Linked DNA regions of Homo sapiens: region 2 is linked to region 1. Evidence: read pairs that join two places in POLR2A ChIA-PET (ENCODE). Cell type or tissue: K562. All regions are shown on one strand. Links, peaks and the distances in the headings refer to the core of each region. The heading gives the core; the rest is flanking DNA. Region 1 has its middle 31 kb from the start of ACBD3-AS1. Region 2 overlaps TMEM63A (transmembrane protein 63A).

Region 1 (7,128 bases), core at 1,310-6,309:
TCTGGGACCCCTCAGTGAGTTTCTGTTGACTCTCTTTTTTTCCAGAGTGTGGGTCACACTTTCCTTTTTCTTTGCATGTCTTGCAATTTTTTGTTGACAAATGGACATTTTAGATAATATGGCCAAACACGGTGGCTCACACCTGTAATTTCAGCACTTTGGGAGGTCGAGGTGGTAGGATCCTTTGAGGCCAGGAGTTTGAGACCAGCCTGGGCAACACAGTGAGACCCTGTCTCTACAAAAAATACAAAAATTAGCTGGTGTGCCTGTAGTCCCAGCTACTCAGAGGCCGAGAAGTTGCAGTGAGCCAAGATTGTGCCACTGCACTCCAGCCTTGGTGATAGAGCAAGACCATGTCTCAGTAAATAAATAAATAAAATAAGGCCGGGCACAGTGGTTCATGCCTGTAATGCCAGCACTTTGGGAGGCTGAGGCAGGCAGATCACCTGAGGTCAGAAGTTCAAGACCAGCCTAGCCAACATGGTGAAACCCCATCTCTACAAAACTACAAAAATTAGCCAGGCATGGTGGTGCATGCCTGTAATCCCAGCTACTCGGGAGGTGGAGGCCGGAGAATCCCTTGAACCCGGGAGGTGGAGGTTGCAGTGAGCCGAGATCGCACCATTGCACTCCAGCCTGGGCAACAGAGTGAGACTCCATCTCAAAAAAAATTAAAATAACATAAAAATAAATAAGTAAATAAATAAAATATATTGTAACAACTGTGGATTCCAGTTCCCTTTCCCAGCATTGTTGTTGCCGTCTTGTTTGTTCATTTAGTGGCTGGCTTGGACTGATTCTTTGGAGTCTGCCTTCTCCTCACAGTGTGCAGCTGCTGCTATTTCTGCTGCTTTTCTTTTTTAAGAAAACAAGTTTTATTTTTATAATTAGAACGTTCTAATGAAAATATTATTGTAATATTAGTAACCTTTATTCCGGGCGCTGATCTGCTCAGTAGTTTTCCTGCTTGTTTTTATTTATTTATTTTATTTTTTAAGACAGAGTCTCACTCTGTCACCTGTCACCCAGGCTGGAGTGCAGTGGTGCAATCTTGGCTCACTACAAACTCCGCCTCCATCCCCACCCCACTGGGCTCAAGCGATTCTCCCACCTCAGCCTCCCGAGTAGCTGGGATTACAGGTGTGCACCACCATACCCAACTAATTTTTGTGTTTTTAGTAGAGACAGGGTTTCGCCGTGTTGCCCAGGTTGTTCTCCAACTCCTGACCTTAAATGATCCATCTGCCTCAGCCTCCCAAAGTGCGGGGATTACAGGTGTGAGCCACTGCGCCCAGCCTGCTTGTTTTTATTTTTAAGCCTGACTTTCTTTTTATTTATTTATTTATTTTTTTTTTTTTTTTATTGATCATTCTTGGGTGTTTCTCGCAGAGGGGGATTTGGCAGGGTCACAGGACAATAGTGGAGGGAAGGTCAGCAGATAAACAAGTGAACAAAGGTCTCTGGTTTTCCTAGGCAGAGGACCCTGCGGCCTTCCGCAGTGTTTGTGTCCCTGGGTACTTGAGATTAGGGAGTGGTGATGACTCTTAACGAGCATGCTGCCTTCAAGCATCTGTTTAACAAAGCACATCTTGCACCGCCCTTAATCCATTTAACCCTGAGTGGACACAGCACATGTTTCAGAGAGCACAGGGTTGGGGGTAAGGTCACAGATCAACAGGATCCCAAGGCAGAAGAATTTTTCTTAGTACAGAACAAAATGAAAAGTCTCCCATGTCTACCTCTTTCTACACAGACACAGCAACCATCCGATTTCTCAATCTTTTCCCCACCTTTGCCCCCTTTCTGTTCCACAAAACTGCCATTGTCATCATGGCCCGTTCTCAATGAGCTGTTGGGTACACCTCCCAGACGGGGTGGTGGCCGGGCAGAGGGGCTCCTCACTTCCCAGTAGGGGCGGCCGGGCAGAGGCGCCCCTCACCTCCCGGATGGGGCGGCTGGCCGGGCGGGGGGCTGACCCCCCCACCTCCCTCCCGGACGGGGCGGCTGGCCGGGTGGGGGGCTGACCCCCCCCACCTCCCTCCCGGTCGGGGCGGCCGGCCAGGCAGAGGGGCTCCTCACTTCCCAGTAGGGCGGCCGGGCAGAGGCGCCCCTCACCTCCCGGAGGGGGCGGCTGGCCAGGCAGGGGGCTGACCCCCCCACCTCCCTCCCGGACGGGGTGGCTGCCGGGCGGAGACGCTCCTCACTTCCCAGACGGGGTGGCTGCCGGGCGGAGGGGCTCCCCACTTCTCAGACGGGGCGGCTGCTGGGCGGAGGGGCTCCTCACTTCTCAGACAGGGCGGTTGCCAGGCAGAGGGTCTCCTCACTTCTCAGACGGGGCGGCCGGGCAGAGACGCTCCTCACATCCCGGACGGGGCGACAGGGCAGAGGCGCTCCCCACATCTCAGACAATGGGCGGCCGGGCAGAGACGCTCCTCACTTCCTACATGGGATGGCGGCCGGGAAGAGGCGCTCCTCACTTCCTAGATGAGATGGCGGCTGGGCAGAGACGCTCCTCACTTTCCAGACTGGGCAGCCAGGCAGAGGGGCTCCTCACATCCCAGACGATGGGCGGCCAGGCAGAGACGCTCCTCACTTCCCAGACGGGGTGGCGGCCAGGCAGAGGCTGCAATCTCAGCACTTTGGGAGGCCAAGGCAGGCGGCTGGGAGGTAGATGTTGTAGCGAGCCGAGATCACGCCACTGCACTCCAGCCTGGGCACCATTGAGCACTGAGTGAAGGAGACTCCGTCTGCAATCCTGGCACCTCGGGAGGCCGAGGCTGGCGGATCACTCGCGGTTAGGAGCTGGAGACCAGCCCGGCCAACACAGCGAAACCCAAAAAATACGAAAACCAGTCAGGCGTGGCGGTGCGCGCCTGAGGCACTCGGCAGGCTGAGGCAGGAGAATCAGGCAGGGAGGTTGCAGTGAGCCGAGATGGCAGCAGTACAGTCCAGCTTCGGCTCGGCATCAGAGGGAGACAGTGGAAAGAGGGGAGGGGGAGGGGGAGGTGGAGGGAGAGGGAGAGTTAAGCCTGACTTTCTAAGGGTTGTCCCTGGAAGCCAGTGATTGGTCAGAGGTTGTGAGAAACAATTTGAGCCAGTAAAGCTTCCACTGTTTGCTAATGGATCTGTGTGTAGATTGTGAGGAACATATTCAAAGTCCAGACAACTTTACAAGTCTGATGCTGCTTTTGCTTTCCCCCAGGCCCTTTCCTGTCTCCTCTGCAGTGTGCCAGTCACGATGTTCTCCTCCGCATGTGTGGGTAGCTAGGGCCCTCTCTGGTCTCTCTTGAGTGTGATGCAAACTTTCGCATGCCTGCAGCCTTCCAGACCACTGAGGGTGTGAGGCCGCTTACCCACTAATCCCTCCTTCTCAGAGGAGGGTCAGGGTGAGCCGTGTTCGGGCCCTTAGTGCCACAGTCAAGAAGGATGCCTGGGCCGGGCGCAGTGGCTCATGCCCGTAATCCCAGAACTTTGGGATGCTGAGGCAGGTGGATCACCTGAGGTCAGCAGTTCTAGACCAGCCTGGCCAACATGGTGAAACCCCGTCTCTACTAAAAATACAAAAATTAGCCAGATGTGGTGGCGGGTGCCTGTAATCCCAGCTACTCGGGAGGCTGAGGCAGGAGAATCGCTTGAACCCAGGAGGCAGAGGATGCGGTGAGCTGAGATTGTGCCATTGCACTCCAGCTGGGCGACAAGAGTGAAACTCCGTCTCAAAACAAAAAGGATGCCAGGACCTCAGGCACAGCCCAGAAGCACATGCTCCCCTGCTGAGGTGCTGCAGGGAAAATGGGGGTCTTTCTGCTCCCATAGAAAGATGACTTCTGCTCCCAGGCCAATTCTACATGGCCTTCTCCCTTCTCTTCCCCTTCACAAATATATTCAACGGTCCACAGGCAGGGGCCTTGGGGAAAGAGATAACAAAGACAAGGTTCTCAATGACAAGAAACTCGGGCTAGCCTTAAGTGATTAACTCTCTCTTTTTTTTTTTTCTTTTTTTTTTTTTTGAAATGGAGTCAGTCAGGCTGGAGTGCAGTGGTGCAATCTTGGCTCACTACAACCTCCATCTGCTGGCTTCAAGCCATTCTCCTGCCTCAGCTTCCCGACTAGCTTGGATTACAGGTGCCTGCCACCACGCCTGACTAATTTTTGTTTTTTAGTAGAGACGAAGTTTCACCATGTTGGTCAGGCTGGTCTTGAACTCCTGACCTCAAGCCTTCCACCTGCCTCGGCTTCCCAAAGGGCTGGGATTACAGGCATGAGCTACCACGCCCGGCCCGTGATTAACTTTTAGACAATATCCTGAGTGCCCCAACCAGTGTTAACTGGGAGCTAAGGGGAGAGTGCTGGTAGACAGATACTGTGCTCTGAGGGATGAGCACCCCAGCTTCCCCCATGCACCCGCAATTCAGGATGTTGTGAGTGATGTTCTTTCCTTTGCATGCCTCACTTTTTTTGTTTGTTTGTTTGTTTGAGACAGGTTCTCTCTATGTCGCCCAGGCTGGAGTGTGCAGTGGTTATTCATGGGTATGATCATAGCGCACTGCAGCCTCCATCTCCTGGGCTTAGGCGATCCTCCCACCTCAGCCTCCCGAGTAGCTGGGACTATAGATGTATACCACTGCACACGGCTGTATGCCTCAGTTTTTATGAATATTTTATTTATTTACTTGTTGGGTAACATTCATGTAGCTCAACATTCTGAAGGGGCCAAAGGGTATTGAGGGACAACTCCCCTCCCTTCCCCAGCCCCCAGCAACCTGGCTTCTGTGCAGCCCTGTGTTCCAGCTGTAAGGTTTAGGCTCCCAGGTATGCAGCAAACATTTCCCTGCCAGTGGGATAATGAAGCTGCCTGTCAGGAGCACCTCCAGCCCCAGCCCTGGAGATGAGACTGCCTTATAGCGCTCTAGCTTGATGGGCGCAGATGACAGTGACAGCCAAGGCCAGAGGAGGGCAGGACCAGAGTGGGTCTAGGGACGTGGGAACCTGGGAGAGGCTAGGAGCAAAGCAAGGAGTGTCCTGGCTTGGGCCTCATCCTCCAGAGTCCCAAAGGCCTGCTCACTCAGCCCTCAGGGTGACCAGAGACCTCAAGTATTGCAAAGTCTCCACAGCGGGTCTCTCTGACTGCCCTCACCACGCAACTCCTGAGGGCTGGACTCTATCCTGTAGGAGGTGGGGTGGGGTCCACTCTTTCCCTTTGGATGGGGGCAAATGGCAATTGTATTCCAGATGACAAAAGGGCTGTTGATATTTGGGGGAACCAGGTCGGGAAGGGGAGTTGGGGGAGGATTCTCCTGATGATCTGTTCCAGCAGAGGCATGTCACTTCTTGAGGGACAGTGGCAGCTGTCAGCTAAAAGTTTTATTAAAGAAGCCCCTGACACTAACAGAGAGGTGATGAAGAATGATGGTGATGAATGTGGGTGCGGTGAACTGTTCGTTTTCTCATGGTGCCATCCCCACATGAGGCTCCTGCCTCAGGCGGCCTCTGTCTAGATTCATCTAGGCAATTAAGATTGCTGTGGGTGGCGGGGGTGGTGGTGTCTGTCTCCCCTCCCACCTTGGCCTGCTGCTCATGGTGTGGAGGAGGGGAGGAGATGGGAAGAGGGAGGAAGGGAAGGGTGAAGGAGGGGGAATCAGCTTTTTCTTAATGAGCAAATTCTTGAGGCTGGGGACCTTGACTGCTGGGGACCCTGGGCTACTTTGATGGGTATGAGGTGGGGTACAGGGTAGGGAGGATCCTTAGACCTTCCTGGTGTGAATGGGCATTTTCTGGAGCTGGGAGTCTATTTCTAAGGGAGGAGAGGAAGGGTCTGGATGAAGCATAGCCAGTTCCCCCGGGCTGACGCCTGACTGCAGGGAGGTGTGCACCCCCTTCCAGACATGTCCAGAGCAGGCCCTCATAGGATGGGGGAAGCCCTGCGAGGAGGTCACACAGGGCAAGTTGGAGAGCCAGAACAAGGATGGGGCCTCATGACTCAAGAGGCTTAGAGAGCTCTTTCTCCCTTTGTGGTGTATCTGTCCCTGTCCCAGACAGGAGTCCTCAGTGACCCTCAATATTCAATCAGCCAAGCCACAGGCAGCAGGCCCTTGGACATCACTGGACAACAGGGAGGAGCCCCAGGTGGGTGAAGGAAGGTGGAAGAGAGACAAAGGGCCTTCCAGGAGGAGGGTCTGGCCTATCTCCACAGTCCCCAGAGCCCCAGGCTATCTTTCTGCTGTGGCCAGAGGACGTTCCACTGGAACCCTTCACAACCTACAGCCAAGACTCACAGTGGAGGTCTCTGGGCAAGTCCCCCTTGGTCCCATTTTATAGATAAGGAAACAGTCTCAGAGAGGCTGGGTGACTTGCCTTGCTTAGGTCACACAGCTAGTAAATGGTGAAGTCAGAGTGTCCCCCCCAACCCCCCAATATGAGGAAGTAAGAATCACTCTCCGTGAACCCCAGAAAAATATGTCTTTATGTTTCCGCCCTCACCCCTACTGGAGAGCCTGATTCGAAACAAGTGTCAGGAACTGTGGGTAGGACAAATGAATGAAGAATAAACAGAAAAGGATGGCGGCAATCCACTGCACGAGGTGCATTCTGCCTGTGCACAGAGGATGAAGCCTGTCTCTCTTGAATGGGCTGTAAGCCCTCTCAAGCTGCAGGGATGCGGTGGTGGGAAGGACAGCCCCAGAGCTGTAATGAAGGCAGCTGGGTGGTTCCCACCTGAAGCCCCAGGTCTGGCTCCCCTCCCCATAGGCTTCTCAGGATTCCACCCTCACTGTGTGCCAGGGCAGGCCTGAGCATCACCCTAGGGGAGGCCAGGGCTGCTGGGGAGGGGCAGCTTTCCAACCTCAATGGGAATGAAGAGGGCACCATCAAACCAGCACTGGCTTCCGCCTCTTCTGCAGGTGAGAGGGTGGAAAGCCTGTGCTCGTTCCACCAGCTTTTTGGATTTAATGAAAAATTCACAACGTTCAGGAGATTGATTTTTGGGCTTTTTGTTTGTTTTGTTTTGTTTTTTGTTGTTTGCTTTTTTGAGACAGGGTCTCACTCTGTCACCCAGGCTGGAGTACAGTGGTGCGACCTTGGCTCACTGCAACCTCTGCTCACTGGTTCAAGTGATTCTCTTGCCTCAGCCTC
Region 2 (5,847 bases), core at 595-5,594, 270 kb before region 1:
CTCAACATATCTGTGTGAGTCTCATTTTGAGTCTCATTTCCTCCCAATCCCAGGCTCCAGCCACTGACCCCAGGCACAGAGCCCTGCCATACTCCTCCTGAGACCCTGGCTGTGAGGGCTTGACATCATCCACCTGTCCTGCATGTTCCCTGCTTGGCCAGCATAGCCACAGGTGTGTCGCTGGGTAATGAGTCCTTCTGAGGCCCTCCCTTGTTTGGAACTTGTCCAAGGACAGACACCGATAAGAGAGCCTGACACCTGGGAGGCAGCCACCAGAAAGAACCCTGCAGATGAGGTCGGCTCTGTCCTGGCCACGGCTGTCAGGAAGGCTGGTGACTACAGCTCTGGAACCCTGGGGCTCTGCTTTCCCTTCCCAGCCCCACCCTAGGAGCAGGACCCTGGAGGCTGTGTGCAGAGAGAACTAGGAAGGCAAGGAGCCCTGTGTCTCTCTACCATGGGGTCTTCCTCTGAAGCAGGTGCAATGTTCATTTCTTGAATTCAAAGGGAAGTCTGCCTGACACCCTCTTGGAGCCTAGTGGAGGACCTCGCACAGGCAGGTGCATCGCTGATGACAAACCTTTGTCAAACCCTAGCGCCTTACCATGTGCCTTCACTAAAGCCCCAAACTCACCAGGCATTAAATATGCAGAGAAGGAAAGAGAGCAGGGAACTGAAACCAAGGGGGATGGCCATGAATCGAGACAAGACTCTATCTCCTCAACAGTTTCAAATATGCAGGTTAAAATACCCAGGGGGACCAGGATTCCTTCTCTGCCATTAATTCACAAACTTGCCTGCCATGTGATCTTAGCAAGAGATGATCAAAGATTTGCCGGGGCCCATCTGGTTGGGACTGTTACAACCAAAGCAAAAAAAAGGGCGACAAGCTCAGAGGCTGAGGGGCACAGCTTACTGTGAACGGTGGGGGCATGTGGGCCTCTGCCTCACTTCCTTTGTCACTTGCAGGCTCTTCTGTCTGCAGATAACAGCAAAAACTTGCGATGATAAACAAAACTGATCTCTGTGAACAAACACCCTCCAAACACACAGACTATTAACACCCGGAATAATAGTACCAGCTGGCACCAAGCTCCCCAGCAGCCCGAGAGAGGATGGGGTGGGGGAGTGCAGGGATGAGGGGAGGAAGGGAAGCTACACATGGCACCCAACCACCCACGCCTTTCCCATGGAGAAGCAGAATCTGGAGAAGGCTGCTGCTGTGTTGATACAGACAAGGGTGGGCGGGGTTGACAGCGAGCCCGTCCCACCATCTGTTCCTCCCAGGGCTTGACCGGGCAGTGGGGTCGGGGGCCTTTACTTTGTAGTTCAGAGGGCTGAGGTGCTTGAAGCATCCAAAGCAGGTGTGAGCCAGGCAGACCAGGATGGTGAGCAGCAGCACCAGGAAGGTGAACAGAGTGGCGGGGGCCTTCATACCTGGTGATAGAGGGTGGCTAGCCTTGGGGTGGGCAGGGAGGGGCCACCACCTACCCTCACCCTGCTGAGGAAGGGGCCGCACCTGGTGTGGAAACTGCCCGTGACTTCTCCCTCAGGCAGAAAATAAAGGTAAGGCCTAACCCCCCACCCCCACCCCTCAACTCCAGCAGCAAGGATGGTGTCTTCACAGCCAGGAACACACAGAGGGACCCACTGAATGACTGGCATCATCCCTGGTCAGATTTCAGGCACTGGGGTGCCAAGTCAATGGCAATTCTTCAGCCTCCTTGCTGGTCCGTTCCCTCCAGTCTCCAGTGCCCTGGGCTAGAGAGGATGGACCCTCCCACACCCCCAGTCTGACCGGGGCAGACGTGTCTTTCCCCCAGGAGTGTCAGTTTTCTCTCCTCCACGTCCCCACCTCTTCCATGCCAGGAGGTACAAGGAGCTGGGCCCAACCACCAGCCTCAAAGGGCAAATCTGGATCAGCTTCCCCATTTCCTCTGGTTCAGTCCCTGCACAGCTGATAAAGGCACTATCTTCTCTCCAGGGATGTATGGGACAATTGACCAGGCCTTCACAAGGGTTACACCTGCACTCGGGCTAGCTTAGGAGCCAGGCTGTCAACACCACACCCAACCAGCCCCTCACCCTGGGTATCATGTTTTGATTGGACACCTAACCAGTCCTCACTCTGGGCACCACATTCTGACTAGACATGTAACCAACCCTCATTCTGGGTACCACGTTCTGATGGGACACCTAACCAGCCCTCACTCTGGGCACCACATTCTGACTGGATGCCATGCTGATGCTGTGAAAGCAATGAGGGATCTGACTGGCTGGTGGGGATGCAGGGCTGGGAGGCCAAGGGCTGGCCCCAGGTCAGAAGGGCTGCTCACCCAGGCGCAGGAAGGAAAAGAAGTAGAGCCAGAAGAGGCACAGGATGGGGGCTGCCAAGGCCTGGTTCACAGCGGCAAAGTGGATCCCCTTCTCCAGCTTGGCTGGGAGGTAGACGAAGTAGAGGTTGTGCCGGTCCACCATGTGCTTGAGCAGGATGTAGATGAGGCCTGCAGGGGATGGGGCTGTGAGCTGGAGACCTCGCAGGGCCACACAGACACCTCTGTCCTCTTCCTCTCCGGGGCGGCTATTTTGGCAAGGAGCCAGGGCTGGGGCTGCTGCTCTACTGCCTGAACACAAAATGAGGCATCCTGCACCTCTGGCTACTAGTTTTTTTTCACTTTCTCTCTCCTACCCACTTCCTCACTTATCTGTGACCCCAAGGTGTAGGGGATCGGTCAGGGTGGTGGGAGAAAATTTAAGATAAAGTTATAGGAAATAGACACAAACCTTCTTGGAAAGCCGAGAGGTTTGCATAGCTTCAGTAAAGGGTTTGGCTGAAGGCAGCTGAATTCTCTTAAAAGCTTAGGGTGCAGATACATAGGAATGTGGGGGAGTTTACCTAAATAGCTTGTTTACTCATGTGGTCCTAAGACCAACCTTTGATCATCCACTGGTGCATGATTGCTCGCTATTCAGGGGGTCGGCAATGTTAATTACCCTCTAGTGGTGTTTACTCGAGACCTTTGTCATTTAGTCTGTACTAAATAAATGCGAACTTCGCCTGGCATTGAGGACTACACTGCAGACTCAGGCTGCAGAGCCCCTTAGCCGCACTGACAGGCAAAATATCTGTCAGTGTATGTCTGTCTGTCTGTTTTTTTGAGACAGAGTCTCTGTTGCCCAGGCTGGAGTGCAGTGGTGCGATCTCGGCTCACTGCAAGCTCCGCCTCCTGGGTTCATGCCATTCTTCTGCCTCAGCCTCTCAAGTAGCTGGGACTACGGGCGCCTGACACCATGCCCGGCTAATTTTTTATATTTTTAGTAGAGATAGGGTTTCACCATGTTAACCAGGATGGTCTCGATCTCCTGACCTCGTGATCCGCCCACCTTTGCCTCCCAAAGTGCTGGGATTACAGGCGAGAGCCACCGCACCCGGCAGTGTATGTCTTTCATCCGTCGCTGGGTCAGGGTCTGTGGGACAGACCCTGCACCAAGGGAGTCACAGTGTCTGTGATCCTGTCCCCACAGAACACTAACATTCCAGAATCATCTTGGAAAGAGGCTGTTTCACAGTTGGATGCCTGGCCTCAATTCCTCCCCAGCCCTTCCCATGCTGAGCCCCTGTATGTCAGTGCTCCCACACCCCTGGCCTTCTCCCACCCGGCTGATCCCTGCCCTCATCACAGTCAACAGAGAATGAGGCCCAAGGGTCTTACCCCAGGGGTGGCACAGGAGCACACAGGGGACCAACAGAAAGTGGGTGCTGCCTTTTCTATTATGCCAGGTTCTTTTGTTTTTTTATTTTTTATTTTTTTTGAGATGGAGTCTCGCTCATTGGTCAGGCTGGAGTGCACTGGTGCAATCTTGGCTCACTGCAACCTCTGCCTCCTGAGTTCAAGTGATTCTCCTACCTCAGCCTCCCGAGTAGCTGGGATTACAGGCGCCTGCCACCATGCCCAGTTAATTTTTGTATTTTTAGTAGGGACAGGGTTTCATCATATTGGCCAGGTTGTTCTTGAACTTTTGACCTCAGGTGATGCACTGCCTAGGCCTCCCAAAGTGCTGGGATTACAGGCATAAGCCATCGTGCCCAGCCCCAGGTTCTTTTTTAAAAAATAAATTTTGTTTTGAAAGTGTAAATACTGTAGATTTTTAAAACTACACAAGAAAGTATACAGGGAAAACTAAAACAACTTTTCCCCCTAAAACTCAGCTATCACTGCCAGCAGTCTCTTGGGTTTTTTGTTTCCTTCTAGAGCCTTTCATTAATCTGCCAGTTGCAGATGTTTTATTTCAGTGGCCAGGACCTTGGTCTTTAAACAGTCCTGAGTTCAAAGGCTGGTTCTCCTGCTTACTAACAACATACGAAGTTATTTTGTGTGAAGGGGGAATAGAAACAGGAACTGCCTTGTAGGATGAGGTGAGAAATGTGGTAATCCACGTGGAGGCAGGCATCTGCCAGAGTGAAAGCAGCACGAGAGCTTTGATTGTGACTCTGGCACTGTCTTACTTGCTGCTAAAGAAATCAACCATGAACGACATAGTCAGTGGGCAGAGAACCTCAGACCAGAAATACTAAGAGAGGTCCTAGCTGAGGGCCAGTGGGAGGAATTCATTTAAAAATGAATGAGGCCGGGTGCTGTGGCTCATGCCTATAATCCCAGCACTTTGGGAGGCTGAGGCGGGTGGATCACCTGAGGTCAGGAGTTCAAGACCAGGCTGGCCAACATGGTGAAACCCCATCTCTACTAAAAATACAAAAAGTTAGGCAGGCATGGTGGCGGGCACCTGTAATCCCAGCTACTCAGGAGGCTGAGATGGGAGGATGGCTTGAGCCCAGGAGGTGGGGGTTGCAGTAAGCCAAGATCATGCCACTCCAGCCTGGGCATCAGCATGAGACCCTGTCTCAAAACAAAAAAAGAAAGAAATGAGTGAAATCTGGTGTCACGTGAGTCTTTAGCAGCTTGTGGCTCTTGTGGCTGTGGTTTTGGGAACTCCATTGTGCCCTGGTGATAGCTGTCCCCGAGAGGTTTGGTGCAATCAGCCGTCCATGTACCCATGTACCCTGGGACAGGCTCCAGGGCCACTCACCAAATGGCGCGATGATGGGACAAGTGATGCTGTAGGCCACGATGACAGTGAAGACACACAGCATCCATGCATACATGGCTCCAAACTCGTACTGGAAGGCCTGGTTCTGGGAGGAGGAGGTGGTGAGGAGCTCATGGACTTGTTCCACCTCAAACACCCTTTTGTGCTCTCTAAGTGGTGATGGGAGAGCAGGGTGGAGGAGGACTTTGGAAATAGGAGATGCGTGGCTCCCCGCCTCCCAAGGTCCTTCCCATCCCTCCCAGCCTGCCCTGCTTCACTCAGTGCACCCAGCCCTCCCGAGGCATGGTGATGCGTGTTTGCTAGTGCTCCCTTCGTTCCACCCAACAGGCATGTGAGCCCCTGGAGGGAAGAGGTGGTCAGGGAAGAGGTGTAGAGTGACTCCAGCCCTTCTAGCAGGGGATCCTGGGCCAGCTTAGTTCATGCCTCTGTGAAATCGGGATACTAGCAGTGCCCAGCTCATAAGGGGGCTGAGAATGAAATGAAGGAATGCAGCACTTCTCCCACTTTCCTCGCACAGTGCCCACCATGGCAGAGGAGAATAAAAGAGAAAGCCACACCCTCCAGTTCAGGGAATCCTGGAATAAATGCCACAAGCCGAAAATGCCTTTGACATCTGGGGTTTGGCTAAGAATTTATGCAAATGGGTGCCTACAGAAAAAGAGTCTGTTGGTTTGAGTTGTATGTATGTATGTGTGCGATCAAACCGTTTCAAATGCCAAAGTCCCAAGCTCTCTCCTCCAG

What was found. ChIA-PET counts read pairs that join two places held together with the same protein. Peaks named below come from ENCODE experiments on the same cell type or tissue, not always from the same donor. Only the 100,000 strongest peaks of a DNase experiment are listed, where the experiment ranks them.
Region 2: POLR2A ChIA-PET joins it to region 1 with 7 read pairs; 1 of 35 experiments calls an interaction of 5 or more read pairs at or near these places.

Annotation. Positions count from the first base shown.
Region 1 is chr1:226,112,958-226,120,085 of GRCh38, forward strand. No RefSeq gene overlaps it. Among named protein-coding and RNA genes, the nearest start is that of ACBD3-AS1, 31 kb to the right of the region's middle. RefSeq lists an enhancer at 2,123-2,927. In K562, for the core only: no CTCF peak of the experiment used is centred there; a DNase peak (open chromatin) is centred at 3,909.
Region 2 is chr1:225,847,579-225,853,425 of GRCh38, forward strand. It overlaps TMEM63A (transmembrane protein 63A), which reads right to left. Exons shown (of 25, transcript NM_014698.3): 20 at 5,086-5,191; 21 at 2,334-2,501; 22 at 1,319-1,434; 23 at 914-976. Among named protein-coding and RNA genes, the nearest start is that of TMEM63A, 32 kb to the right of the region's middle. RefSeq lists enhancers at 774-823, 2,652-3,198, 4,583-4,632 and a silencer at 4,443-4,492. In K562, for the core only: no CTCF peak of the experiment used is centred there; DNase peaks (open chromatin) are centred at 1,235 and 2,603.